Regions from separate parts of the Mus musculus genome. Here regions 2, 3, 4, 5 and 6 are each linked to region 1. A link is a loop called in an ENCODE intact Hi-C map of the cell type or tissue named here. Cell type or tissue: heart. All regions are shown on one strand. Region 1 overlaps Gmds (GDP-mannose 4, 6-dehydratase). Region 2 overlaps Gmds (GDP-mannose 4, 6-dehydratase). Region 3 overlaps Gmds (GDP-mannose 4, 6-dehydratase). Region 4 holds the start of Gm35672 (a long non-coding RNA gene). Region 5 overlaps Gmds (GDP-mannose 4, 6-dehydratase). Region 6 overlaps Gmds (GDP-mannose 4, 6-dehydratase).

Region 1 (5,000 bases):
ATTACTATATAGTTATTGGCAACTAAAATTTCAATAGTTTGGCCAGTATCAATGATTGTTTAATGCTATTAAATATATAAAATTTATATAACACATAACCTAGGGAAACGTTAAAGATTATGATCTTAGAGGACTCTTTTTTTTGTTACTATAACAAACTTTTAACATTTATTTCATGTGAATGAACAAACAGTATTTTCATTGTTTTTGAATACTATTTGAGTGTTGTACTTTTTCTGCTTGTGTGAATGAGTGTTTAAAATATGGTTCCTCTTAATATATAAAAGTATCCTCATAGAGCTTTATTACTGATTATCAGATGTTGGCTGGAGGCAAATAAAACAGAGAAGCTCCAATCAGGAAATCTCACTAGTAATGAAAAGCAAGAGTCTTTAACACATTCAGTTTTCCTGACAGTTTTTTCCCTTTAAGTACACAATGATTTATTTACCCCACAAATGCTGGGGTGAGGGGTATACAGAAAACTAAAAAGGACAAAACTAAAATCTTTTTTTAAAAAAATGAAACAGAAAGTCAGTAAAAAGAATGCAAAAACTCCTAAGATGAAGCTCTAAGATCCTGACAGAAAACAAAAGCAACACAGTGGAATTCAATTCTAGAAAAGTCACAAAAAAATATAAATCTGTCTTTTAGCAGCAACAGAGACACACTAGTAGTCTCTCTAAAGTTAGTCTGTCTGCACTGTCACACACTTACTGCTTGCTGTTCTATTTATCTCAGTTGTCAAAGGGGAAATGTCCGCAAGCAGGTACTGGGAGTAGTTTCTAGTCACTTTTTTCTCTTCCCTAATACTAATTATCTTGTCATTTGGTACTAACTGAAAAGACAAAATGCCCATTCTTTCACCAAGGAAGGCTCTGGCTGATGGGTTACTCACGATGAAACTGAGGGCTGTACCCAGGCTGCGGTTGGGACAGCACAGCTCAGAGCTGGCTGCCAGGCAGGCTAGTGAAGGCCACGCTCAAATAGCGAGCAGCCAGACCAGCCTTTCAAGTCAAGTGTTGGCTTGTAGACACATCAGTTAATCAGCTATGAAATCACCACCACAATGTACTTATTGATCACACAGGGCTAATGACGCAACTCTTGGCCTGGAGAGGATGTGTGCTTCATTCTCTCAGCCTCCAACCTTCAGAGAAAGAGCACTTTGAGTAGTGTTTACGAAAGGCAGATACTAACTGTGATCTGAACCTTCCTGTGGAGCTGGGCAGTCAACAGCCTTCCCGTGGCAGTGCATTCACACTCACTGCACTCAAAGAACTAGATGGTATTAGCACTACATTGCACTTTGGAGGAATGTTTTCAGAATGTCTCAAACTGTCAGGATTCAAACTAAATTTTAGTTCAATTTCTCTAGATTTGAGTATATCTTTGAGATCCTAGGGAATGCTAGGATTCACTTTATGAATGAATGTCATCATAGAGAATCTACTTACTATTCTAGAAAACTAAAAATTAAGTATTTTTAAGAGCAGGCAATTTTGTAGTAGTCTACATGCCTCCCCAGACCATTGGCACACTTTTACTGCTCCTTCGAGTGAAGTAGCAGATATGCATGGTAATCACACTGCACACCCTGCTGTTTCTATAAACTTCCTTCTAAGGCTGGAAAGGAATAAAAAGGTAGGTGAGGGTGACGAAAGGTTACCAGACCTGCTCTGGGAGGCTCCAAGGTAGGCCATGGGACATGAGAGCATAAACAAGGTTGTCCCTTCCCGACTGACCAGCTCCAAATTCTGTACCCTAGAATGTATCTGCTAAACTACAAAAACAAAGAACAAACTTAGTTCTGACTGGAGGAAGTGGGTGGTGCGTAAGCTGAAGAGTCAGTGAATTAAGTCTTAAATATAAACTTCCCGTAAATCAGTTCTTCAAAGATACAGACATAACAGTCCGGAGTCTCCTTGAGAGTGAGTACTCTGACTGCCTAGTGAGAAACACTCCCTTCAGGGTACTCTCCTTGCTATCAGGCTGAGCTGCAGACTGTGTGCACAGATCTTAGAGAGTGGGGTCAGTGTGAGAGCAAGCAAACTTGATTAAGTGACAGCACACGATTGTTCCTTCCTTTCTATTTTCTTTCACATAGATTGTCCTGTGTGTAACAGATTCCAGGAAAAACAGGAATTTAAAAAAAAAAAGAAGAAGAAGAAGTAAAAGAAAGCCCAAGTATTGTATTCCTAACAGTACAATGGACTGCGTGTTTGCTTAGGGGTACATAGTGGGGACAACAGGACATCCCAGTTGGCATCATGGTGGCTCCAAGATCTGTAAGGCAGTGAGTGGGAACCCGTTTTTGTTTGCAGGACACATTACTTTTTCCACTCAGTGTTATACTAGAACTTTGCTAGAACTATTATGGAAAGGGGTTGGGGTTGACCATTTGCTTCAAACTATGTACAGCACCCATTACTACAGGGCTTAGAGAGATGCACACCAGGAGGAGACGGCGCCACCTGCTGGTGGTGCCCCTGCAACCCTCTGCCAATCAGAGGATCTCTCAGAGGCAACAAGCAAGGACAGCACTCTAGTCCTAACTATTCCCTCGCTCTACTTCTTGGAGCATAACCGCTAGGACCAGAGTTTAGGAGTTAAGAAAATGTTGTGTTTATTTGTTTTAAATAATCTGATTCTCAGCAATGAGCGCAGTGCAGGCCGCTTAGGAAGCTTTTCTGTGATCACACATGTACTTTTGTACATGACAGGTGGTAGTCTTCATACCTGTAAACTGTCTTGGGAGAGGAAATGTGAGAACATGAACTCAAAACAAAACCGTGAGTCTTGGAAGATGGCTTATTTGGTAAAGTAGTAACCATGCAGGCACGAGCACCTGAGTCCTTTTTCTGGTACCAACAAGAAAAGCCAGGAATGGTGGCATGTGCTTGTAATGGAAATGCTAGGGGTGGGAGCAGAGACTGCAGGATCCCCAAGGTTCACTGGTAGGTAACCTAGCAGAACAGTGAGCTCTAGGTTCAGGGAGAGACTCTGCCTCAGAAAGACAGTCCCCGAACAAAGCCACCCAATGTTGACCTTGGTCTCTACATACATGCACTTGTATGATGCACATGTGTACTTAACAACCCCTCGGGGAAAAAAGAACCCAAAACTTGTAGAAGAGGTGTGAGCTGAGATGTTCATTTATCCAAACACAGCGTTTTTATAGGAAAGTGGATGGACGTGAAGGGACAGTCTCCTCATTGTTGTAGGAAGGACTGGGCTACGTTTGTCACTGGGTAGGCTGGTTACTTTCACTTCAACTCTGGCTAGAGGGTTTTAGATACCCAATCCAATAATATATGGAGAGTACTTTGTGATCTACCACATGTTATTGCTACTATAAATGATAATATTATTGGAGAGAATTCCTAGGTTATTATCTAAGAGATCAGTATTCCATAATGATCCTCAAGATACGATGTGATAATTTCCTGGGATGTTATCAAACCAAACATAGAAACACAGTATTTTTCAGAGTGCTAATTCTTTTAAAATACATTGTAGAACAGAATCTGGACCTTCAACATCTCATCCTTAGGAATTTCTGATTCCTTGCCCAAACTTGGTAAGGTAGCAACAGGCCTTGAAAAAAAAAATCGCAAACTCCTGGCACTCTCTCTCTCTCTCTCTCTCTCTCTCTCTCTCTCTCTCTCTCTGTGTGTGTTTATGTTATGTCTCATATATATAGGTTTCTTCTGTTCAAAAAATAAATTTATATTATACAGGGAAACAATCCTAAGGGGGTGGCCATGTTTTCTTAATGGTGAGCTGTGTTACTCATTGATAAACGACTTTCCTTTGCTAAAAACCATGTCTAAATAGTAATCTAGAGTTTAACGAAAATATATTTCCACCTAGACTTCTCAGCGAGGAAGAAAGACGTATAAATAGCATCTAAACATAAGGTTGGGCAAAAGATTTAAACAAATCGGATCCTTTAAAAGGTAGACAACCAATTAAACCAAACCAAAATAGGCCAAACAAACAAACAAACAAACAAACCAACAACAAAACCTTTTCAAACTGATCCCAAGGTGCAGACTGTGCTGTGTGGAAGCAGACCGCAACGTAATCATACCAGAACCCGATGCCAGCCTTTATTCAACATCATTTTCCTAATCATCTGGGCCTAAGTGCTTCCAAGCTTTACTGTTTACTTTGGCAAAAGGCCTCTTAGCTCCTCTTCTCTCTTCCTCGAGCTGGGATGGTGTTAACAAGGTTAGGTAGGAATACAACCCATTAATAGGCCTTGAGAGCTGTGGCTGAAATCCTTTTAAACAGATAAGAGGGCAAGTGGGCAGCATGAACCTAGGAGAGAGCAGGGCTAAGCTTCCTAAGTGTTCATTTGGCCGTAGCTTGGCTGAGAATCATCAGGAGGTTTTCCCCAACACTTTTTGTATGAAAATCAACTAAGGTTCATTCCATTGTTTAAGTTTACAGATGGAGAAACTGAGCCATGCTTAGAAGTCTGACCTGCAACAGGGTCACATAGAGACTGAGTAGGAACACAAGGCAAATTTCCTGCTCCCTCGGCCAGTTTTCCACCCTTTCTACCCGTTGAAACGAAACAGCAGAAGCTTAGTTTTTGATAAGCAGTTGCATGAAAACACATTCTGTGCCAGATTCTCTCTGGTGCCCAAAGACACTCCCTGATGAGGGTGAGGGCTCACTGAGCCCGTTAACTCCTTCACACCCTGGATGCAGGGTCTGGAGTTAGCAGGAGATCTAGAAGTATTGGGAAGCCTTCTCTAAGATTCCATACAGAGCCCTTCTTTCTTCCTGACCCATACTCGCCTTTTGACTGGCTCCTTTGAAAAAAGCCCAGTCCCCTGCTGAGCTTTGTGACTCCCGCCCCAAGCTGCACACTTCCTCTCTCACTGTGGTTAGATGGCTATCCTTTTTGAAAGTTATGTGGAATGGGAGGTAAGTATCTGCAGCAAAGAACGATTTTTGTCTTTTCCAAAAAATAAAGGTGCTTGATTTTG
Region 2 (5,000 bases), 62 kb after region 1:
TGCCTGGACTTTTAAGTAGGCTCTGGGGATCAAATTCAGGTTTTCATACTAGTGTGGCAAGCAATTGACTAACTGAACTATTTCCCCAATGCCATCTAATTTTATAATTTAGTGAATGGATATTCTCTCCAGAAAAGTGAGGGGACTGTGTCACATCACATTTGAAGTCACTTTAGATAGAGGTGTAAATGGTGCTTAATGCTTCATTAGTACTCCCCCAAGGGAAAATTATGTAATTATATTATAATCTTAAAATATAAAACTTTTATAAAAGAACCATAACCTGTATGTTGCCTCTGAAATACTTTTCTCAGTCCTAATCAGGTTGGCTGGTTTGACTCTGTGTCTCTGCCTCTTCTCTCTGTGCATGTGCACACACATGTGTAGTATTTATCTTCCTCCTCGCCTTTGGATTTAAGAATTATTTCCCAGGGAACAGTGTTCTTGATCTATTACTCTTTTCCTTTGAATTAGTACTGTCCAGCATGATAGCTATTTAGTATTTTTTAAAATTTCTATCTCATTTAAAATTTAAAACTATATTAATTAAAATAAAGTTAAAGAACCAATTATTTAGTTACAATAACCATATATGAAGTGTTTAAACTCTTCAAGTGGCACATTATGCATCATCTGAAAACAGTATAAATACAGAAGAATATGCATTGTCTAGTTAAATTCCATTAAGTGCATTTGTTGTAGATCAGGGGTTGCAACCTTAATTCTACTAGAATTGTCTATCAAATCACTGTTACCCCTAATCTTCACCTTATAAATTTTAGATGTTTTAGTAGCCTCTACCCTTTACAGGTAAAGTGACTTTCCCCATTAATAACAACAAAGATATCTGCATACATTGCACCCCATTCAAAACCACTGCACCAAACATGTGGAAATGTGTGCACTTAGGTATGTGTCCACATATTCAATCACTCTGATTATAATCAGTTGCAATTCCTGGCATACCACAGAGAATCAATATATAATTAGGACTGAGAAACAAGTGATGGGTAGGGAAAAAAAAGAAATTGGTATTTTCCAACAAAAGAAAACTAAAAAAATTTTCTTGTTAAGAAAAGAAAAGAACAACCAGATAACAGAGACTCTTTGATATAGTCATTTTTGCCTAGGACAGAGAGCATTATAAAATATTCTTGGCATCTTTTCAGAAATCCATACCTGACAATTATTAGCTATATGCTAATATTGTCTGACATTGATATAGAATTAAGTACCAGGATATCTCTGAGATAAGGAACACAGAAGTGCTGTGGCAACTGATAATAGATGTAGCTTGCACTAATATAAGGGAATTTTCACAAATACTTCAGAAAAAGTACCTCCTCTTCATTCAGATCTAGAAAATGACAGGGTACTATCGTTTGTTTTAAGTTGTTCCTCGAAAGCAACTCCACAAACACAAACATAATCCCATTGGCTTTATTTTGCCATTGTGGAGCAGGTTTAGTATTTCCAAAGTAACCTAGCAGTTATTCTGAGGCCATTTGTAAACTGTATCCTGATAGGCTACCAAGGCCATATCATCATTATAGGATTAGAAGAAGTTAATGGCTTTCTTCCCTCTAAATCATATCACTGGCCACACTGGCCTCCTGACAATGAGCTTGATTCTCCAGCATGAACACATTTCTTCATGTTATACCTCTGGAGCCAAAGGACAAATCATTGGCTGAGTGCTCTTTTCACTTGATTGGGTGATACTATCATGAAAGTCTTGGCCTTAGACAATTACTGTGATGCATACAATAGGTCATTTCTTAAGTCTCTCTGGAAAAATGAGGACTCAAATAATAATTCCTCCTTGTACAGTTGCCATTAAGAGCTGTAGAATCCCAAACAGAGGCTAGTTTTAATGTCAGTGTGCTTGGTATGATTATGAAGTACTCAGCTGAAGGATTATGGGAGATGGAAAAGTCTCAGAGGCAGCATTTAGGGCAAACACCACTTAATAAACTAAAAACCACCTTTATAGAATGTCATGCCACTCAAGGTAGTAAACAGTCCTTTATTCTAGCTTGCTGAGGACTCCTTGGTGTAAAAATGACCAGGGCCTGGCAGCACACTCCAAAGCCACGTGTCCTGTCTGTGGCAGACTAGTTCTCGTATACACTAGGATCTATGTGGTCAGTGCAAAAGGCTTTGGGGTAGTTATAGCAACTTTTACCTGCTTCATTTCTATCTCTTCATGAATTTTAAAAATGATCCTAGGACATGGTTTCTTCTTGGTCATAGCTCATATGTCCTACAACAAATTAACAGAAACAGGGAAGCTGGTAATTTTGATAAATGAATGGTGACTAGTACTTACACAACTGAGCTAGAACTACATGAGAGTCAGAGGTCCCACTGAGTTTCATCTTGTCTTTTTCTGTCTTAGGGAGAAGCAGACATGTAGCAGCCACTTGTGGAATGGCTTCTGAATAGGCATTACCACACAGCAACACTAGGCTGCTAACTGCATACTCAGGATGAAAAAGCAAAAAGGAAAAGGTGAAGATAGAGAGAGCCAAAGACTAGCAGGGCTTAAAAATCATTTGGTGTCTGATGGTTGGCTTGGATGTAAACATTTGGGGTGTGTGGTAAGCATGGGAGCATACTACATTTCAGAAAACACATTTACAGAGAACCTTTTACTTAAAAGCGAACTTTTCCCTCTCTCCCTTTGGGCAGAGCTTGGCCTGCTGCAGACCAGGAGGTGTGAAGCATACAATGAACTTGATCAGACTGTCTCTGTGGCAGCTGTCCAAATCACACATTTCCCTAGCAGAACATTCAGGCTTCAGGAGGAAGGAAGTCTTCTGCTACTGAAGATCATTAGCAGTGCTGAGTGCAACCACTGTCAGTTGCTTTGGGGTTGGCCTCTGATCACTCATACAAAGGACGGAAAATTGCTGGCGCCGCTGGCCCTGTGCCCAGCCTGTTGGACAGCAGAGCCTATGAAAGCCACTTTTTTTTTTTTTTTTTTTTAAATAGCCAACACACTGGAAGGGGGCAAAGGGTGGCTGGCATACACCCTCAGGCACATTAATCAGCAAGGAATTGATCAAATGTCACCACCCACTGGACTTCACTACCAAAACTCCATGCAAAGGAGACTCCTAGAAAAGGGGAGGCCCCAGAATAACACTGCATGCATAAAATGTCCTCCCTTCCTTCATATGGAAAGCTCATCTCTGAGGTGTCAGGATAAAACATGAGAACAGCATCTGTCCTTGGAGACCAGCAGGAGTGATTCACTATTTCATGGCACAGAGAAGGGAGGAGGACACTGTAATAAAAGTTTATAAGGTGAAATCTAAATCCTGAATGTCCTGCACCTTAAAAAAAACTTTCTTCTTTGTTTTGTTTTGTTTTTTTCTTTCTTTCTCTTCCTCTCCCCTTCCTGAGAGAACATAACACAATGTAATTAAATGGTAAATTACTCAAGAAAGAAATGTCTAGACTCATGAAAAAAAAATCTTTGTGCAGAAACAAAACTTTATACACCTCACATATTTTGGATAGCCTAGTTCTTCCAGCAAAGTTTAACGCTATAACCATGATTGTTTAAAGAATAATTTTCATCAGATGAAAGGGTAGTGAAGTGAAAAAATTCACAATTCTAGCGTAAGACAATCTGTGGATGAAGGAATTAATTGCTCCTTAAGTAAACAAAGTAAAATTTGAGGCCATGAGTGAGCTTTTCTCTATTTCTAGTCAGTCTCTGAACAGGAAATGTGTTGCCCTGAGAGTCACAATGCATACATTCTCCCGAATCCTGAGAACAACCCCAGTATTCCTCCTATTCATCCCTAAAGGAAGATGTCTGCATACCAACAACTGAATCCACAAGGTGAAGCTTAGATCTTGGCTAAAATTTACAATATATAAATAGATTTTATTTAACTTAATTTAGAAAACTTATGAAGGATTAGTATTTTAAAATACAGTGGCTGAAGCTGGGCCTATGGTACATACCTTTGACTCCAACACTGAGACATAGGCAGCACAATCTCTAAATTCAAGGCTAACCTGGTATACATAGTAAGTTCCAGGCTATTCAGCAGAATAGTTTGTCCTCAATGTGTGTGTATGTGTGTGTGTGTATGTGTGTGTGTGTGTGTGTAGCTAAAATGGAAATTAGGAAAGTTATAGATTTAAAGGTCAAAATGTTTGACATAGTTTGAAATTGAACTACTTTGTAGGAATTTAATCAATTAGCACAAAATTTCAAGATATTGTACAAGGTTTCATTAAGGGACTACTGAAGGTATAATGCAATTAAATGTAAAAGAGACTCTATTTAAAATGCTCCAAGTAGACAGGCTGTGCTATTTTAAGGTACTAATTTCCATCTGGCAGAGCAGAACCAGACCTACAATGCTGTGCTTCAGAGCAATTGCTCTTAGGTCTCAGGGTGCCGTGGGGTTACTGAGTGTCATAGGCACCATGATACATCTTCTGTACAGTGGCTCCAGTTGGGATCCATCTCTTTTTAGTGAATGACATCTATGCGAGAGGCAGCAGCTCCCTCTCTCATTATGGAACAAAACACAACAAAACCCTTCATTTGCTGTGCTTTTGTAAGATTTAGTTTAGGTTGAAGCAACAGTATACTTTTGATATGAACATAGAACACTATTCTTAAAGCACACTAATTGAAGAGCAATTAATTAAATTATATCACACACAATAACTCCTAAGAACTACTTTTTAAAAGCCAGATGTTGCATTCATATGGTTAAAACTTCAAAAACTAACAAGGCATGTCGTTGCAATCTCCCCTAATTAGCATCTCTTCCTTCTGCAATCAAGCAGCCACAGTTTAATTCCCATTTTACTCCCCGTTTGCATCACAATCTGCATACTATCCCAATCATGCCACTTCAGTTTCTCATCTCTGAAAGGAGTTTGTTTCATGAATACCCTTTTACGTTTTGACAGATGTAAGAAACCACCTCATAAATATGTCATCATTTAAATTGTTGAATTTAGACATT
Region 3 (5,000 bases), 260 kb after region 1:
CCAAATTGAACACTATATCATTCATATTTTCATTTCCCACTACTCATTAGTACTTGATGAAAGATTATCAACACTTGAAAAGAAATAATTTATGATTACCATCCCATTCTATCAATTTACTTTTAAAAGTATTTACCATTTTAAATTACTTTTTATCAGGTAACAGAACACATTTGGAGTAAAACACCAAAAAACCTTTAGAATACTACTTAAATCTTCTGGCAGCATCACTCAAACAACAGAGTGCCTTTGCTTTCCTAGAACTGTAACACCACTTCTTTAAGAACATTAATGGTGACATAATTTGGAAAATTGAGCAAGACAAATATTACTTAAGCTATAATGTTATAAAACATTTTTAAATATCTAAACTATAGTAATGTTTACTCAAGTAAACAAATATAAAGTGATCATAAATTAAAGTTTATTGTAAGATGCCAATAAAACATAGAAATCTTCCTTTATGTTTCATATAAATTCCATTTTAGTTTGGGGGAAAAAGGTGCCCTTTTTAAAAGTACATTTAAGAGATTATGAGAAAATCAAAAGTATTTTATTATTTATTCAACATTTAAATGTTTGTATAAAATATAAAATAATATCAAGGAAAGTTAATATACCAGTGATAACATTAATAAAATCAGCAGTTTGTTTTTAAGCAGAGAACAAAGCTCTTCTGTTAGTAAGCAATACAAATCGCTCATATTGGCTGTGTGCAACATGATTCTTTTGAAACCAAAGAGTTTGAGGAAGTGATGTTGCAACCCTGTCCTTTTTATGAAAACCATGGCAAAGAAAAGGTCAAATAAATAATACGTATGATACCATCCTATTAAGAAAAAGCACATAGTCTTAATCTAATGTCTGCCAAATGAGCTAAACATACAAAAGGAAGGCAGTTACCTAAAAAAATACAATATTCTGGTTAAAAATTATTTTTCAAGTAGTATATACTATTCTAAACCTCATTAACAAGTATTAACAATAACTTACAAAAGAATTTGTATATAATAACCTATACTTAGATTTTTTTAAACATGTAGGATGATAAAAGTTCACCTTATTAAATTTTACTAAATTAATTAAAATTATCAAAAAATTACATGTATACAAATCAAAACTTGTATAGTTTTTATGTTCACGTAGCAATGCTAAAAACATAAAAAGAGTTAACACAGACCTTCCTGTGCATACAAATTAAAGCTAACACAGTAGATAGTTTAAGAGAGAAAAACTACCTAAGTACATATCTTTTCTTACCAATATGTGGCAGAGCAAACTCATTTAATCATTAATAAGTAACAAGAAACAGCCAAAATATGTTTTATGCGTCATTAAAACCCCATTGAGGCCATTACAGTCCCCAGCAAAGTGATGCTGGAAACCACCTTTACCCTGGCCACCACATTCCCTCCTGACCTCACTCGGCTGAGGCAGCTAGAGGGTGAACGGCAAGACTCTCATGTAAGCCTTTATTAACTATGAGAAATAAATTATATTAAGTGTTACTTTTTGAACTCAGAAATGAGGGAAGGGGTTGTTAAGATATCAAATTTACTAGGAAAATAATTATGTGAGAAATAAGTTGCTGTCACATGAGAGACTTGCCAGATGCTGTATTTAAGCAAGTTGTTATACACACCTTTAGAATCAATTTTGTGACAGAGAGATTAGTCTATGATACTAAATTGCCTGAAGAGAATTAAAAAAAAAATGGTGGGGGAAATGTTTGGTGAACAACATTGCCAGTTCTTTAGGAGTGTTTGTAAGCAGTAAGAGACCACTGTGATTCAATTGTTACATTGTTACAAAATGCCCTTCTACCCAACTTGCAGATTGCAGGCTCTAATAAGTGCGCTTCTATTTCCTTAGCTCCTCCTTTCTGTGATTTTTACCAAATACAATTCTAAAACTTGAAAATTACCTAGAAGTTTGTGAGAACACACAGAAAGGTCGTCAGAGCCAGACACATATTAAATATTAATTATAATGATGACTGTCATCTTCTACAGTGATTATGTCATTATATAGGAATGCTAATTAAGGCATAAAATGACTTGTTAATTGAGAACGTGTTCTGAACAAACACATTTGTACTTGTGTATTTAATAGAAAATCCAGCCTGGAGACTGGGCCGTAATAGACTGCAGTTCTATTTTTTAAAATGCTGACATTTGAGCAAATGTTCCCATGGAATGTTTGCCTGATTCGTGGACTGACATTTCCTCTTTGTAACTTGCTTAACTAAAAAGGAGCCATGCAGGCCAAACCCCACAGTGCACACAGGCAGTAGGCCATTTCTCGCCACTGAAACTTTCGTAAGGTTTCTCTTTTCCTTCCCTCTTCCCGTACCACCACTCTGTCCTCACTGTCTTCTTATTTTGACACACACAATATCATAGCTGCTTTTAGTCATCTTACAATAGAAGACGTACCTGAAAAGATTAAGATTTCCCACCTGGGATTTGTCCAGAAATTCAGTGTATCATAGTCCCCCACAGCTTCTTCCATCCTGCTATACTTGTGTGTTATCAATAGTAGCTTTCTTTCTTATTTTAGATTTACTTACACTAAGAACCCAGGGAACCAAGCTGATGGAAATCAGTGTGTATTGTCACTCATCTTTCATTCTAAAATCAAGGCTGACCTCCATGTCTGTGGCACTTTGCTGCCATCTATGTGTATAAAGAAGCATAACAATCATCCTTGTGGCAGAAACTCTGCCTGGGTCCCTAAAGGAACAACCCTGTCTCTCAGCTAGATAAAGGGGAGCCTTCCTACCCTAGAGCAGAAACTTGCTGGAAATTTCTAGGACTTCCTCTGTGAAGCAACGTCATTAACACTGACGTGCAAAGGCGCATTATTTAAGGCATCTAGTTTTTATCGGAGCCAATAGTTTTTTACCCAATACAGATATTAATAAAATATTTTTAGCATAGTCAATACTTCTCCCATTACAGAATTATATTATATATTATATATTATATATTATATATTATATATTATATATTATATATTATATATTATATATTAATTAATATAATGACTTTTAAAGAGTTAACTATTGAAAAAATAAAAGTAAAAACTAAGATACTTAAAAAACTTAAGTAAATAAATTCTATAAAATAAGTTGATTTTAATCAAAATTGCCATTTAAATATCTTGCCAGGACAAATGACCATTTAGCCAAAAAAAACCCCTTATAATATTTAATATAAGGTAAAAGCAAAAGTAGTCTTTGCTCTTGTGATGTAAAAACAAATGCTATGGTGTAATAACCATTTCCCTGCTAACCAACACTGAAATGCTTCTTTCCAGAAAAGACAAGCGAGTCTACCAGAGTCTGCCACAGCCGCACAGCCCGGCTGTGAAGGATCTTAACAAATGCACAACAGACTCACATTCCAGAGTGAGTGCTACGGAGTAGGAACACAAAGAAAAGGAGCCTCTCTTCCAGTCATAGGGAAGAAGGGTGACTGACAGTCAAGACGAGGGGCTGTCCTAAAGAGTCGGAGGTCGGGTTTGTTGATATTATTCATTTCCTAAAGAGAAAAGCAACAGAGAGAAGAGCGCTGGCCCTGAGTCACCAAACAATGAGAAGCCCTGATTATGCTACTTCCACTCTATTGACCCATTCTTCACAACTTCCCAACACCATCTCTGTAAAATTCCATTTTACTCATTAATACTATGACCATATATAACTTAGCTCATATTTCAAATGCACCATTTTCCAAAGAGTTCTCCAAGTCCTACTGATGAATTTAGCCATTATAACAGACCAAGCAACACTTCATGCAGTCTTATAAATAAAACTATTCTTGCCAGGTGTGGAGGCAGAGGCAGGTGGATTTCTGAGTTCAAGGCCAGCCTGGTCTACAAAGTTAGTTCCAGGACAGCCAGGGCTACACAGAGAAACCCTGTCTCCAAAAACAAAACAAAAACAAAACAAAACAAAACAACAACAACAAAAAACTATTCTAACTGCACATTATAAAATAAACATGCAAAAGATACATAGGTCGTTGTGATTTAATATCAATTATGTCTATTAATCATTGATATTAATATTTTAAAAGTACACACCACATAGTACATAAAATTTTCTTGTTGCTGGTACTGATAAAGTATCAATTAATGATTAACATAGAAACCAAAATAAAAAGTGCTTATGCATTAAATTTCTTTGAATTAAAAAGGTCTCATTTTATCTTTTTGTTCCAATTTTAAGGACTGTACTTTAAAAAAATAAATTTATAAACAAAATACGTACTAAAATGATGAAGTGAGATTTGTGCCTAAAACAGGATCTATTAAGTCTCTTAAAGGGGAGCTTAATTCTTCAAATACAGACACCAATCTGAGAGAAGGCAATGTATATATGCCTTCAAATATTAAATAAACCTATTATTTATACACTCATCTAATAAGAAATTCTAAAATCTGTTTCCATTCATCACAAAAAGAAAAGAAAAGAAAAGAAAAGGTAATTTCACTCACATTACATTTACTAATGACAACATTTCTTCCCATTAGTATTTACAAAATCACCTTGGACATGAACATTAAGATACACATGAACATTTAGTGATTTGATTAATTTTAGCTTAATATGCATAAATTGTTCCAAGAGTGAAATACTTTTGATTTTATTTAGTTAAAAAAAAAAGCTACTACTGTAAATAGATTAAGTTTGGAAAAGCTAACAAACACACCTTTGTGTGGTCCATTAATTATAAACAAAATTCCAAGCATTATTAGCTGTTATCAAAATTACAATACCACCTAGATCTAATAAAACAGAACAATCTGTTTGAACAGGGAATGGAGAACTTTCATAGAGTGTTCTCTCCCATAAAAATTCTTAATGGACTATAAAGGACTTTTTAAGTGGTTTTAGATTTGAATTCAATTGCTTAAATCTATAACAGGCTTCCAAGAAGAATGTGAGCCAGATGACAAGCAGAGACCCCCACCAGCAGTGTACACACCTACCTATC
Region 4 (5,000 bases), 51 kb after region 1:
TACCGGCAGATTGCAATCTGGAACATGCTTTCCTGTTCTAATACAAATGGGTCTGCATTTTCTTTTAACTTGGCAAGGTTAAAAAACAGACTCGTCATAAGTGTGTAATGTCTTGAACCAAAATAGACTTCCTTAATGATTTGTTTTCTCCAATTTCACCACAAAATGTAATACAGCCAACAAAAGAGCTATTCTTCCCCCTCATATAATAACATGTTATTCAACAATCATGTAAGAAAACCTATACATAAGACTGCCAAGAGTATGAAATTGAGTTTCTAATTGAAATGTTTGGGAAGAAATCTTTCTTCTTTCCCCTAAAGTTTTACTCTGAGAGCTTGAGTGAAATGATATAAATATCTAGGAATATACAGTTTTGCTTTCCTACTGTAATATGCTTATAGAAGTAGTTACAGTTTACTTTATAACACAGGCCACTGAAAACATTAACCATAAAAACATATGAAAATACAAACAAGTGCTCTGCATGCTCTTTCTTCTGCAGCAAATCAAAAAAGAAAAAAGACTTAATTGCTTCTGTCCTTGTGAGGTCAAACAGCTCCTAATGTGGCTAGGGTAAGGGCACCTTGTGTCTGTGGGGAGCTTTTTCTCTCAGCTTCTCCCTAAGTACCAAGGTAAAATTGTACCACAGGAAGAAGGACAAGTATTGTTGGCAGGACAAACGGAAAGGCTACCTTGTACAGGAAGTTATAATAGATGGATGAACTCAGTCTGTTTCTTTTGTTTTTAAAACAAAAACTGCAAAGGAGACACTGCAATGCTATGAGTCCAAAAGCAAACAAACAAACAACCCCCCCAACAAAAAACAAAACTGAATGCACTAGTGTTTGCAATGCAGTTAGCCTTAAGAAGACAGCTCACCATTATAGAACAACAGAAATCTACAGCGTAAAGAGTGTAACTGTCACCTGAATGCACGTTGATACATGTCTATCTGTGGGATAAATATGGCAGTAAATATTCACAATACCAAACATACAACTACCTTCTAGATGCTTGAATGACTCAAAGTCAGTTTTTCTTACAGTAAGATTTTTTTTCCCTGCAGAAAGACAAGGGAAGAAATGCTGGCTATTTGTAGTAAAAACCACTGATGCACATACCTATATAAATGTATTATAAGCATATACATATACACACATGGTATTAAGTGGAGTGTTTTTTGTTTGTTTTTGTTTTGTTTTCCATTTTGGAGTTAGGTGGAAAACCTGGGCTTAAATCTTATATCAATGATTTATTACTTACATGACCTTACATGAGTCACTTTATCCCTCTATGCCTCAAATTAGGGCTCAGACCACCTATCTTACAGAGCTACTAAGAAACAGTCTTAGCATAGGAAAGACTCAGTATTCTACAGTGCAACTGTTAGTACCTATTCTATGCATAAAGTCAAGCTGGAACTATTCAGTGCATTTCCCATGATTTGTGAAAAGTCTCTGGCTGTAACTTGCCATATCAAGATGATAAAGCTGAAGAGATTTCTTGTTAAAAGAACATTTCTTCATGTCTATTCACACATCTTTACTTGGGACTAGGCTTCTTATCAAGTCACACAGTGAGAATGGAATGCAGTAGGGATAATACTATCATCACTGGAGAAAATTAGGGAGGGCAAATATAGATCCGGATACTTCATGCTAAGCAGAAATTAGTACTATAAACTTGAATATTTATTTTAGTAATCTGTGAAACAATAAATATATGCATTATATGAAAACTTCTGTCTGGAACAGATTATGAAAGCTCTCTTTGATCACAAAACCATTATTTTATTAGTACATATTTCTAATGATTAAAGTACATAAGCTATGTATCTTTGACTAAGCATTAACAAAATAAAACTCAAAGTCTAAAAATATATTTAGCAGAAATTATAAATGGAGAAAGTATTTAGAGTAGTTATGTCATGTTTTATTGAAAGAAAAGACATAAATTTTATTAGGAAAAAGAAAACTATGAATAAAAAAATCTTTTGGTAATAAAATCATGCACACAAAAAGCATTGAATTTCACAATCAAAATCCAGTGAGAATTTTACATTTTGGCAGTCAAATAAAAATTCCAGGAAAATAGTTTAAATTCTGCTCAGAAAATTCAAGGGTAGCTATTAGACATTATTTGAAACTATAAGAAATAAAATTGTGTGGATATCATCAATGGCTGCTTATATAACCCCACAAAGCTTAAAAATATTTTTATTTAATATATTCAATATGTAATTATTGATTGTTGCAGGATCCCAAGATTCATCTACTTCATGCAATTTCACATATAAGAAATTTCATATAGCTGTAGTATAATTCTAAGGCTCCTACGTTTATTTAAAATTTAAAGTTAAAAAAAATTATCTGCAGGGATACACAATGTTCTTGATGTTTCCAGGAGAAAGGAATGTTTACAGGTAGGCAACTAATCTGTGCGCACTGGAGAATCAAAAAGTTCATTTAGTTTCTAAAACTCTAATAAGTAACAGTTTACACAATGTTCTGCAACCATGATGAAGAAATGTATCCTCCTAAAATTCATCAATATAAATTATCAGTTAAAGGCATCTCTGCTTACACACCTTCCTTCCTCAGTGGCTCTGTACACTTGGGTGTAAATGGGATTTAAGTTCAGACCCATCTGCCTTTAACTTGTTGGGCAACACAGGAAAGTTGCAGAGCCCGTATATTTCATATAAGAAATTAAAACAAAACAATATTTGTGAAAAGTGTTTATAAAAAGTTACCCAGTATGACTTACATTTGTAGGACACACACACACACACACACACACACACACACACACTTCCCAATTATTGCTATCTCAGAAAGCAAGGCTATCTTGAGGAAAAATAATTACTTCAGCAAACAGCATAGAAACATTCCTTTTCACTGCTGGGTGAACAGAGAGAACATTTGTTTCTTGTCCCCTGGCAAAACTGAAAGAAAAAAATGAACTAGCATGTCAAAAGACAGTCGGCCTTCCCGGCGGCTCAGGAAGAAAAATAATTCTAAAGTATATTTCCTCCAGCATCCCCACCCCAGCTCCTTCAGAGTGAGGAAGACAGTTGTAGCACAAGCAAGTCCGCGGCTCTGGCAGAGCGGCTGCTGCTGCTGGCTCCAGGCATCAGGCCCTAGCCAGCCAAGATGGACAGAAGTGAGGAGGAAACTGGCATTTCTTTGGTAATGAAACCTTGGTATATATAAACTATCGGAAACTCAATGAGAAAGTAAAAGAATTGATTGTCCACATTCCAAATGTCTTAATGTATAAACTGTGTAACTATCATTCACAGACCGGCTGTGAACAATTTTGTTCTTTCTTTCCTTTTAAAAATCATGCTGAAGATAGAGATGTTTCTCTAGTAAATGGTACTCAAAACTGTCGAAACATAACTATGACATAATACAATTTTCCTTAAGAAAGCTTGAAAGCTTGTAGTCTGAAATTTTAAGGAAGCATTGGTTCATTCCTCAATGAGGAAGGACAGCTTTTCAGACTTTACTACAACAGCAAGCTCAGTCTTGGAGGGGAAAAAGAGGCCAGTTCTGTATGCACATCTGTTTCCAGTGTGATGCTGGTATGCAAACTATTGTCTATTGGAAGTGTGTTGTGGTAACGTTTGCCAGGGTTAAAGGCTGGGTCAATTTGATCAAGAAGCTAAAATTAGCTTCTGTGTGTTTTCCTGAAAAGAAAAAAAAAATACTGTAAAGCTCTTTGTTTTCCTTCAAGTGCCGTTCTCAGATTTCAGCTTCTGGTGTGTAAACTACCAGGAAACAGACGGCCATGACAACTGACTGCTTGTTCACCGAGTCCTGTGTAATAAAATGGTGCCACTCTCAACAGAGCAGGATGGATTCAGAAAAGACAAGCTTTTGACCTAACTCACACTTTTCCATTCAAAATATCCATATTATGTAATTATTTAACACAGATGTATTCTAGATACATTCTAAAATGTGTGATGGCTTGGCAAAGCCCAAAGACATTAAGAAACTCATTCTGAGAAGCCCCCAGAGTAAGGGTTAGGTCACATATTTCTAGTAGTTTTGACAGTGTCTGATTATTTTCACAGGAAGTAAGTTGCTTAAGATGAAAATGAGGGGGAAATAAACTTAAAAATACCTCGAAATAACTAATAATTTTATAAATTTATGAAGAAAGGAATTGTGGAAAGATAAGTTTTATTTGATAATTTATTTTGTGTCATTAAGATATATCAAGAAAAATATTAAAATATTTCTAGTATGCAAGATTACTTAAAAAAAAAAACTCTTAGTATTTAAAGTTCCAACAGGCAGAAGACAGGAAAGAGAGAGAGTATCTGATAAAATGTCATGATGAATACGTAAATTGAAAACAGAAGCATGTTTGAATGTACATATTTTTATATATAATCTAGGATGACTTCTGGTTCAGACACCCTGAACCTCAGGCTGGCCTTAGACTTGCAATGCTTCGTGCCCCAGTCTCCCATGTGCTGGAGTCATAGGCTTGTGCAACTACCTGGCTCACTGTGAAGTATATTTACGTCCTTACAGACTTGCTTTTTTCTTGCATAAAGTCGGATTACTCTATCTATTCAGACTTTAGTAAAAGGAATTTTAAATATTTCAACCTCTTAAGTATTACTATTAAAAAAATAGTCTACAGTATAAAATTATCTTAAATACAAAAAATATTACATGTATTTTATGCCAAAAATATTGTCCCTACAAAAGAGAATCCTGGGAGGAGATGTTCAGGTTTGTTTTTGCTGTTGTTTTAATTATAAAATGTGGGTGAATGTAATTCAACCTAGTTCTGTCACAGTGAAAATACTGCAGTGTGCTCATTTATAATTTAGGATTTCCATTTTTCTCAATATCGTCTTATCCTCTCAATTTCAGTAACCTTTTGTGCCTTTTAAATTTAAAACTCATTAAAAAGTTTTAGGACGGATATAGAAATGTGTAAAATACTTTGAGAAGCTTATTTACAAACAAAATCTA
Region 5 (5,000 bases), 340 kb after region 1:
CTCTTTTAGTTCAAATATTACATTTTAAATTCACAGTAATCTCTGAAGCAACATACCAACAAAAACTATAAAGAATTTTAATACAAGAAATGACATTAAAATGCAAAAAAAAAAACCCTTCACATATGTGAGACTTTTAAGTTGTGGAAAACAACCTCATCATTCTTAAAGATCCAAATTAGTTCCTAATACAGCACTGTCACTGTTGACATCTGTCCCGTGGGGTCAGACCCAGCACCTCTCACATGCTATATAAGAACTGAGCTACACCCCACTCTGAACAGTTTAATAAAACACACACAAACTTGTAGTTTAAACCTGATAAACAAACATAATAACAATAAATTGTACCTTAAACCATTTTCTATGATTTTTATTCTCCTCTTTATTAATCAACATTCTGCAGCCTAATCCCTTTATCACTGTAGCAAAATGGTTCCATATGCAAGCCAACCCAGGGTCCCTAGGTTTGAAAAGAGCTACCACAAATATATATTTTGGTTGTTGTGTTTTCCTAATCACGAAGAAAGGGGAAAATTCAAACAGCTTCCTTTATATAGTATGAACAGAGGAGTTCTTTAAAACCACATTAATTCCCCTGGCAAATATAAAGACCCTAACAAAGATCCATTGTTTCAGTTTCTTAGTTAGTACTTGACTAACCATGCATAAAAGAGAGACATTAGCATAGTTAACTGAATATATAAATACGTTCAGACTCAGTAACACTATTTCTGCCAAGCACAGTAGCTATATTTAATAAACATCATGCTGTTAGCCACAGTCACTTCTTAAACTGTCATTGGAATTATCAACTTTTACCATAAAGCAAAAGAAAACATTATTTTTAATAACATCAGTAAAGACCTTGGTTTCTTTTCTAAGATAAATGTACTTATATGAAATTGATAGGAAAGACCTTTCTGCAAAAAAAAAAAAAAAAAAAAAACCAACCTATATTTTATACAAAGAAAACAGACTTTTCCTATTCTGTAACAGAAGTGATAAAGCCTAATGACTCTGCCTAAAAATTGTGACCTAAATAAACAGGAAAGTGGACATTAAACTTTTGAGGTATGTTACTTTCCAATATGCTTTAAGTTTACCAAAAGAAAATTTAATTCCAGGGATTCTGAAGTTAAGAAATAAAAAGTATTAAAACCAAAACTATGATGTCTTGGACTGCTAAGGGGAGTATACTTGAACTTGGGTAGCATACTTGAACTTTAATGTATACATATGCTAAAACAGAGTAAAAACATATTTTCAGACTTTCTCCTGACATAAGTGGAAAGCTATATGGAAACTTTCCATGGCATGAATAACTACTTGATTTTTAAGAGAGAATATTAAATCTATAAAACTGACATGTTAATTTCCTAGCTATAGTGTACCTTCTTTATTTTCTAAAGAAGGCACGTAGAGAAATAATACAGTATAAACCACCTCATAATTTGCATTGAAAAGGCACACCTAGGGCTAGAGATGTAGCTCAATGAGACAGTGCTTGCCCATATCATGCGCATGAGGCTCTGGGAGCAAACCCCAATACTACAAAAAGAAGTAAAGGGAAAAAGGAAAAAATATTATTTATTTGTTTTATCTGCAAATGTGGAAATTAAAGGTCAAAATAAGTCATAAATATGTTAACTGTCAGGACATTCCAAGATTATTATTTATCTCAGCCAAAAAAAAGTCAGTCTGCTGTATTATTCTCACAGAGGTGTCTGTGTCAAAACCTTGTAAATGTCAGTCAGTGATGACTCAAAGCTGTAGTGATGATTCTGCTGCAGCATTCTAAGAATATGTGGAAATGCAAATAAACTCCGACAATGGCTCATATCATATCAAATGCCCTATCTGAAGCACAGCAACTTTAAGCAAAACTTAATGAGGACTAAACACAGCAGACACTATATACTGGAGCCACCTGGTGGCCTGTTTTCCTATAACACGGTAAACACTGGGTCCTGTGCATACAGCATGACGCCTTCAGTGCCTACCACCCAAGGAAGATTGTTCCCAAAAGTCAGTGAGGGTGAGCACCGCAAGCCCCAACACCATGCCGACGCACTAAAAGTGCACCACTAAGTAGGAAACACATTCCCCAAAAACCCACTCTAGGCATCTCCAAGTTGTGTTATATTTTCTCAACATAAATCCAAACCAACTCAATAAGTGTTTTAGAAAATCTTCTTAATAAAAATATAAGTAGCAGCTTATGATTTCCTGTGGAATTTGCTTCTTGCCTAGTTCCAGGAAGTTCAGGAAAAGGCTAATTTAACTTCTAAACGATCATGGTCCTGTCAGCAACACAAAAGTAGATAGTGCACTGATCTTTCATTGTGGGGCACAGGGACATTTGCCTGTAGCCACAACTACTAAGACAGGCAAAGGCAGGAAGATTACCTGAGTCCAAAAGCTAAAGACTCGTCTAGGTAGTATAGCAAGAATCAATTTCTCTCCCTCTCCCTCTCCCTCTCCCTCTCACACACACAATACACACAACACAGAAACAAATACACAACATGAAATAAGATAGATAACTAGGAAAAGGAATGGACTAGGAGTAGGAAAGGAGACATGATAATGGGTCAATATGATTGACATACATTATGTACATTATGAAAATGCCATAATGAAGCCTACTAGTGCATATAATTAATATATGCTCAAAAAAGTCTTTTAAAAAGCCAAGGATAAGGTAAGCCTTTGAACTATTAAGTAGGTGAAGTCTATAGCAGTCTCTAGCCTCCTACAACTCCCTCATTCCTCTTCAGTGTAGAATCAATAAACTCCACATTAAAGAAATGCAATTAGGAAGCTCACATAACCATTATAAGCTCTACTCCCACCTCTGGATGTACTGGGATGTGTACCAGACACAGATGCCAAAGGCTTCCCTCCAGGCTCCTCTCAAAGCATGCCACATTCCTGACTCATCCCAGAGATTCAAAGACCACATAGCTCATTGAGTGGAAATGCTGAATGGAAAGAAGGCTTCAAAGGATGCCTCTCTATTCATACCCTAGCCCAGGTCCTCAGTGCAGGGTAGACTGCTATTAAAAGACTCGTTTCCTGAGGAAAGTAGACAGTTTCAGGGAAAGACCATTTGGCTGGTAGGAGGGGGCTTTGTTGCCAGCTGTTCTCACAGCCCTACTCCCTGTGTGGTCTCCAAAGTTGCTAAACCTGACCACTTCAGGGGCCAGGTCTATAAAAATGAAGACATTTCCAGTAAAAGACCTGCTTGGCTCTACACTGTTCCACTTCACAAGGGAACACTGTTGCTAGAGAAGCTCTGGCTTTGGTGTAGGCATATCAAATGTGTGATGGACACTTGACATTTACCCCACGGAAAACCTAAGTATCCTACTTCCTGGAAGCACTCTAAACAGGATGGCAAGGCTGTATTTTTGTCGAATTTCCTAATTGCAGGTGCCCCTTGACACAGCCAGCATTAGGAGATCAATGGCAGAGCTGTTGTAAAGTCTAAAAGACAGTATGAATAGCCAAGTACTGTCACCTATAAAGATGGAAGGCACTTTCTCCTCAAGGTGTGATCCAGAAACAACACAAATACAGGTAGAAGATAACACACACCAGAATCAGAAGGCCTGGGTTCAAAGGAAAACAGTGTCATTTATCAGAGAAGTGCTGCACAGAGTCAGCCTTCCTAGCCATTCGTGCCCTGTCTATAACCTCATATCTGGGACTACATACAAAGAACAGGGGCAGAAAGGCGAAGTAATAAACTCAGGCTTGATAACGGGTTTGCTTTCCCTACAAAGATCCAAACACTGGTGAGAAGCCAGTATCCTCATTCACAAAGCTGAATCTCTTCATATCTTTAAAGCTCTTGGTTTTCTATACATCTTCTCTCTCTCTCTCTCTCTCTCTCTCTCTCTCTCTCTCTCTCTCTCTCTCTCTCTCTCTCTGTCTCTCTCTGTGTGTGTGTGTGTGTGTGTGTGTGTGTGTGAGAGAGAGAGAGAGAGAGAGAGAGAGAGAATGAGAATGAATAACTTGCATGGAGAAGCCAGGTTCTCTGCTTTCACCACTTAATCCAGGGATTAAATTTGGGTCATCATTCTTGGCAGCAAATACTTTACCCTCTGAGCCACATTACCAGCCCTGCATCTCTAATTTCAAGCCATCTATTCACCTCTCTACTCTATAATATTTGAAAATTTAATGTCCTTCTCCATAAAGACTATAATACAGCACCGTTCATTTCTTATTGAACATAATGGCAAAAAATTTAGACTCTGTGTTTTAACTATTATGTCTACAATACATACTGTTTATTCAACATTCAACATTTTCCTAAAAGCCATTCAATAAAAAATATATTTTAGTTTCATGAATGACAATAAAAACTAAGTATTATACTAAAAAGTGTTGTATCTTAACAGGAATCCAAAGCAAATTTATTCTCTAACCCAACTCCCAGGGAGCCAGACATCTCTATAAAATGTAAACAAAATGTTAAAAAGTAAATAATAATACTGCTTACATCACCCACTGTAAAATGGCTTCTGCTTACTTTCTCCCTTCAATTCTCTCTCTCCCTCCCTCATTTCCTTTTATATACAGTGCAGCACTGTGAGCCTCCTGAGAACACAACCTACTGCCCGTTATGCCTCCTTTAGACTGCTATCTCTTATCCTCACTTTCGTGTCCTACGACACCACTTCAAAAAAAAAAATTGGGGGAGCTAGAGAAATGGCTAGGTAGTTAAAACCACTTATTACATTTCCAGAGGGCCTGGGGTTCAATTCCCAGCACCCAAATGGTAATCCACAGCCAAATGTAACTCCAGTTCCAAGGGATCTGCTGCCCGTTGTGGCCTCTGAGGGCACCAGGAATTTAAGTGTTACACAGACATGTATGCAAGTAAACCAGTCACACACTTCATTTCAAATCTTCTTCCAAATTACCTAATACAACACCCTGGTTCCAAGCTAATTCAATTTCTATTCAGGAAATTCTTTTTGTACATTTAT
Region 6 (5,000 bases), 140 kb before region 1:
TGGACAGATAAGTTTGAAGGGTACCAAGCCATTGGTGCCCCTATTATCCAAGCATTTGACCTTTCTCTGACAAACTAATGCTGGCTTGCCTCTGACATAACTGGGAATACTAATGGCTTAACTCTCTTAGTTTTTACAGTATCAGGTCAGGAGAGGTGTTAACAATCTCTTAAGTATATACCCAATGTTTTCAGGACAGAAAAAGAAGTGTGAGGGACACATAAAAATCACTGAAATTAAGATGAGACTTATAAAGAAACCCTTCAATTGGGTCTTGAGGGGGGCCACATAAAATTCAGCACAGCTAAGTTAAATTCTGGGGTGCATCTGCTGTTTTTCTCTTTTTAAATACATGCCATCAAGAATCCAGAGGAGCCCAGACTGCGATGGGAGAGCATGCATAGTGACAAGGTTGTGATTAGAAAGTTCTCCCATCAGAAACGCACACAGAACCCCTGCCCAGGATTTCTCCTGCTCCTCCCTAAGGAGCTCATCATGGCTTTGGGCTAGAAAGTCACAAAACATTGAGTTAAACGGCCTGTGCACACCTGAAAGTCTTTGGCATGGCTTTTCCTGGGTGTTGAATGAAGGACTTAGGTGGTCAGAGGAGAAGGAGGGCTTGTTCATTAGGGTCAAGGCCAAGGAGCATGTGATTAGCTATAAGATTTGAGAGTATGTGTGAAGGGACAATAGACTTTTGAGTGTTGTCTGTAGGAATGTGTGTGATAGCGTGTGTAAGAGGGCATGTTGGGGGAGTGAATTTGTATATGATGTGTGTTTGAGGTCATGGGTGATAGTGTATGCCCGAGTGACAGAGCATCTGTGTATGCCCCCAGCCCGCCCAGTCCTACAAGCCCCACCTCCCAGAGACCATCTGCTTTCAATTAGCAGCATCCCATTTGGGAACAGAAACAGCAGGCTCCTCTTGGGGTGGCTTCTGAGAACCGGGTGGGCCAGCCTGGCTACCTTAGTTCTGTTCCACGGGGGCCGAGGCTGCCCTGGCCAGTATGCTCTCACAGGATAGAAAGCACCAGAAAAGGCTGCCCCTGCGCCAGCCCTAGTCCTCCCCCAGATCATAAACCTGCCTGTGAAGACATTCAGAAACAGCTCACTCCCAGTTCTTGCATGTGCAAAGATTGGAATGCCACTCGCTTAAGTTTTATTTTATTTTGCTTGGAAGGGGCGTGAAGGGGAGAAGAGTCCTGACCTAATTTGTTCTAGGCCAAAACACTATTTCATGCAAGACTGTATACCTGCAGGCAGATCCTTGCTTGCTCCAGGGAGGGGTTCTGTCCACTTATGTATCACCTGTAGCTACACAGTCCACAGCTCAGGAACACGGGTCCATATAATTCTAGCACATAAACGAGAAACTCAGTGGCACTGGAGCCTCCGTTCTAAGTCTCTTTCTCATAACTTCTAACTAGTATTGATGAGTCTGAAGGATCAGCATGATGTCTGGTGTACATTAGGATGTAAGCAGACTGAACTGACGAGTCAAAATTCAGTTTAAAAAGCGACCTAGTACTGAAGGTTAGATGTTGGAAGTAAATATTGTGTGAAAGACTCTAGCACATAGAAGAGGCATTGGGGGCTTTTGGGCTTTCACATACAATGTTCCAGCAATATTTACTTACCATCAAAGTTTCTTTTAGCCCATGTTTCATGAGCCTTTTCTGAGAGGGTGAAAGCTAGGTGGTTCTAATTAAACTCAGCAGAGACAAGACCGGATAGGAATGTTTCAGTTCAGCAGGGGATAGGTGTGTCCTAAGGCAGAGACTTAGCTGGGTGCTCTGCCAGCTTAGGTTAGGGTCTTTTCAACAGGGGCTCTCCCAAAGGAACTAAGGACTGTTCCATCCCCAGCTGTGGGTGTGGGTGTGGTCTGGGGCCATAAACTGCCTACATTATAACCTGGAGAAAACATACACAGCAAACTCTGTTAGTGCTGGTTTATAGAAAGATTATTTAATAAGAAAAGAGAAAAACAATCTCAAGACTCCAAAATATAAGTTGTCTAGTGACATAATTTCAAGTAAAATGAGTATGTGATTCAAACTTCTTGATTTCCTGAAACCAGTCAGAGGAGGAGACTTTGACAAAAGCAATGCGGCCTTAGCTCTGGTGTGTCCTGTCCCAGGCTCTACAAACCTCTGTGGCCCAGCTCTGGATACAGGGACAGCACAGGAGGTCGAGGGTCCATGGTTGGCAGGAGTTACTGGACTCTGGTTCCCTGGCTCTGCACTGTCACCATGCCCCTCGAGTCTCTGCAGAGGGGCTCAAGCGTTGGGGTTGGTCCTCATGAGCTCCACGTCGGCCTGCACCATCTCCCTCACCAGCTCCTGCAACCCAAGATTCAGGGTGGACCGTAAGGGCGGAGTTTCTGCCACCCTCTCCTATAACACCTCCTCACAGGGCCCTGAAAGGTCTCCTGTTTGACAACAGCCCGCCAGCAAGAGCTCACAGCTAGCAGCTCTGAGAATATGCACTGGAGACAAAACTTACGTCAAAGGCAACGCGGGGCTTCCAGTTTAGCTTCTGCTGAGCCTTGGAGCAGTCTCCCTGCAGAAAGTCCTGTGGAGAGATGGCAGATGAGCTGTGCATGCATGGGCTTGTCATACCCCTTGCCCAATCTGTCTCATCAGGTACTTACCATCGGGTCAGCTAGGACCTTGCAAGTAAGCATCTCCAACTGCCCACATTCCCTGCCCCACCTTGTCCTAGTGACTCCGATGGCTCTTTCTCTTTCTTTCTTTCTTTCTTTCTTTCTTTCTTTCTTTCTTTCTTTCTTTCTTTCTTTCTTTCTCTTTCTTTCCTTCCTTCCTTCCTTCCTTCCTTCCTTCCTTCCTTCCTTCCTTCCTTCCTTCCTTCCTTCTTTCTTTCTTTCTTTCTTTCTTTCTTTCTTTCTTTCTTTCTTTCTTTCTTTCTTTCTTAGATATTAAGTTGTCAGGAGAACTGCTGTAAGAACTGTTAAGTTACTGCACTTCTCGGCAAGGCCACGGGTAAATCATGCCGGCAGGGGAGTTCCACTGCAGAACAGTAATTCCAGATCCTCGACCGGCAGAACCCTGACTCATCTGCTAGGTCCCTAGAAACTACACTTCCTCAGGCCCCACTACCTACCATCAGTTCTATAGCCTTTGCCCTGTCCCTGGCGCCTGGCCGCCTGGATTCGTAGTAGCGGATCGGATCCCTACCTCCAGTCTCCAGCTTTTGGGACAGCCCAGGCGGGCAGGCAGTTGCAGGCGATCGATCGGCACCACCACAGCGTGGTCAGCCTAGAGAGCAGAGCTTACAGTAGCAGGGGCTGAGCCCTGGCTCTGCTAGGGTAGAGACAGCTCTCTCTGCCAGTCAGCAGGGAACCCACAAGCTCCTAAACCGAAACCTCCTTTTCGCAGCCACACTAAAGGGTCTGTTCTACTCTTATCTTTCTTCCTTAGAATATGGGGATTTTTTTTCTCGACTCATGGGACAAACTTGCAAATCTCAGTTTGAAACTCTGCATTAGAGGCCATGTACCCCTGTCGGTCTAGACCCTTTCTCTAGCTTTTCACCTCTCTCTGCCTGCTATTTACAGGTCCACTTTCAGAGAAGAGTGCTGACAACCACTGACACGGCCCAGGAGTGGGCCTTAACATACAGCACAGAGCCAAGCCTAATCGGCTTGCTCGGCTCTGACTTTACCGGGGGAAACACATGTGGATTCAGGCTTCCTGGAGAATTCTAGCAAGAGAAGTTCACAATTATTCATTTAAGAGGTTTCCTTGGAAAGAAGACTGGCAACAAACAAGAAACAGAAGAGAAGAAAATCCTCTATCTTGGCCCTCACTCACAGTTCTTTATTGCAGGTCTCAAGACTAGTGGGAATTTCAAGATAAGATGAAAGGGAAGAGAGGAAAGGAAGAAAAAAGCAGGGAACTCCAGTTAGGTCTATTCGTATGAGGATACCATATGAATATGCCAAGACTCAAAATAACCAGGGACTGGGCAGGAAGGGAGGGGGGAGGTGATCTTTATAGTGATAAGTATTACATTAAGGCACTTTATTTTAGCAGTACACTATTGGACAAGTGAACCATCCCTCTGAGTGACAGCCACCGATAATCGTAACCATGCTGCAGTAAAAGGCTTCTCCTGCTCTCAGTCTCCTGAACTCGGCAGGCAAAGGCATTTTATTCTGGATTTCAGATGGGTAGGCTGGGGTTAGGTATAAGCTATCTGTGTGTGCACACAATGTGCTCACCTGGGCCTTCCAAGCAGAGGCGGTCTGGATTCCCTTTCCCAGCCTGACTCTTACTCAAGCAGAGGACATTCAGGGACTCTCCTTCTCAATCATCCAGCATTGCTTTTTAGGCTTGAATAAATCAAATTCCCAAAGGCTTTGCATTTCACAATATGCTGAAGTACCCACTTCCTCCCCAGAGTGTTCACCAGAGTGAAGCAAGTTATTTCTGCAGGCCTAAAAGCCCATTTCCAGACTCCCCAGGAAAGGTAGGATACCAGAATTAGTAATTTGCGTTTATAGCACAGTGCTACCTGGAGCTGCCAGTGTAGGTGAAAAAAACAAACCAAGTAATTTATTTCTCTTTTCTCTCCCTAAATAAACTTGAATATCCTTTTACAATGCTGCTTTTTTAGTGTAAAAGTCACACAAAGATATTCCTTCTTTTTCCCCAGAGGAAGGAAGCTGTGTAGCTTGGAGTCCTGGAGCAATGTCCTCCAGCCCCTCCCTGGCTCCCTCCTACAGCAGCTTCAGGAGAACACGGTTATGTAGAATCACATAGCAGGGCTGTAAATTAACCAACTCAGCATGGATGCAATTCATGGCTGTGAACATACAGCTAAAAGAGCCTTAAAACCCTGTCTGGTTTCAAATGATCTCAGTAGGCTTGGGAAAGGGAAGGTTGTATTGTAATTATGTTTCCTGTATTTTTCTACAAGTAGCTCATAATATAAAAACAACCAGGCAACTACAATTAAGGAAAAAGAAAAATGGTTTTCAA

What was found. A loop is a pair of places that touch in the nucleus more often than their neighbours do. Peaks named below come from ENCODE experiments on the same cell type or tissue, not always from the same donor. Only the 100,000 strongest peaks of a DNase experiment are listed, where the experiment ranks them.
Region 2: a loop joins it to region 1, with 2.0 times the contacts of the local background. A loop is called at or near these places in 2 of 42 quality-filtered maps.
Region 3: it touches region 1 in a loop (3-fold over the local background); 8 of 42 quality-filtered maps call a loop at or near these places.
Region 4: it touches region 1 in a loop (1.9-fold over the local background); 2 of 42 quality-filtered maps call a loop at or near these places.
Region 5: it touches region 1 in a loop (1.9-fold over the local background); 2 of 42 quality-filtered maps call a loop at or near these places.
Region 6: it touches region 1 in a loop (2.5-fold over the local background); 3 of 42 quality-filtered maps call a loop at or near these places.

Annotation. Positions count from the first base shown.
Region 1 is chr13:31,954,312-31,959,311 of GRCm38, forward strand. The region is part of intron 7 of Gmds (GDP-mannose 4, 6-dehydratase); the gene reads right to left. Among named protein-coding and RNA genes, the nearest start is that of Gm52056, 3.2 kb to the right of the region's middle. In heart, a CTCF peak has its summit at 2,482 (motif pointing left); a DNase peak (open chromatin) is centred at 4,620; H3K27ac peaks cover 1,920 bases.
Region 2 is chr13:32,016,229-32,021,228 of GRCm38, forward strand. The region is part of intron 7 of Gmds (GDP-mannose 4, 6-dehydratase); the gene reads right to left. All of the region lies in intron 1 of Gm35672 (a long non-coding RNA gene), which reads left to right. Among named protein-coding and RNA genes, the nearest start is that of Gm35672, 10 kb to the left of the region's middle. In heart, no CTCF peak of the experiment used is centred here; a DNase peak (open chromatin) is centred at 2,893.
Region 3 is chr13:32,211,579-32,216,578 of GRCm38, forward strand. The region is part of intron 4 of Gmds (GDP-mannose 4, 6-dehydratase); the gene reads right to left. Among named protein-coding and RNA genes, the nearest start is that of Gm52055, 20 kb to the right of the region's middle. In heart, a CTCF peak has its summit at 2,680; a DNase peak (open chromatin) is centred at 2,703.
Region 4 is chr13:32,005,357-32,010,356 of GRCm38, forward strand. All of the region lies in intron 7 of Gmds (GDP-mannose 4, 6-dehydratase), which reads right to left. It overlaps Gm35672 (a long non-coding RNA gene), which reads left to right and starts at 3,074. Exons shown (of 4, transcript XR_001780886.2): 1 at 3,074-3,191. In heart, no CTCF peak of the experiment used is centred here; no DNase peak of the experiment used is centred here; H3K27ac peaks cover 631 bases.
Region 5 is chr13:32,295,728-32,300,727 of GRCm38, forward strand. The region is part of intron 1 of Gmds (GDP-mannose 4, 6-dehydratase); the gene reads right to left. Among named protein-coding and RNA genes, the nearest start is that of Gmds, 40 kb to the right of the region's middle. In heart, a CTCF peak has its summit at 1,935 (motif pointing left); a DNase peak (open chromatin) is centred at 1,964.
Region 6 is chr13:31,817,640-31,822,639 of GRCm38, forward strand. It overlaps Gmds (GDP-mannose 4, 6-dehydratase), which reads right to left. Exons shown (of 11, transcript NM_146041.2): 10 at 2,503-2,571; 11 at 1,947-2,339. The coding sequence ends at 2,277. Among named protein-coding and RNA genes, the nearest start is that of Foxc1, 13 kb to the left of the region's middle. In heart, no CTCF peak of the experiment used is centred here; a DNase peak (open chromatin) is centred at 3,102; H3K4me3 peaks cover 1,770 bases; H3K27ac peaks cover 2,359 bases; H3K27me3 peaks cover 1,241 bases.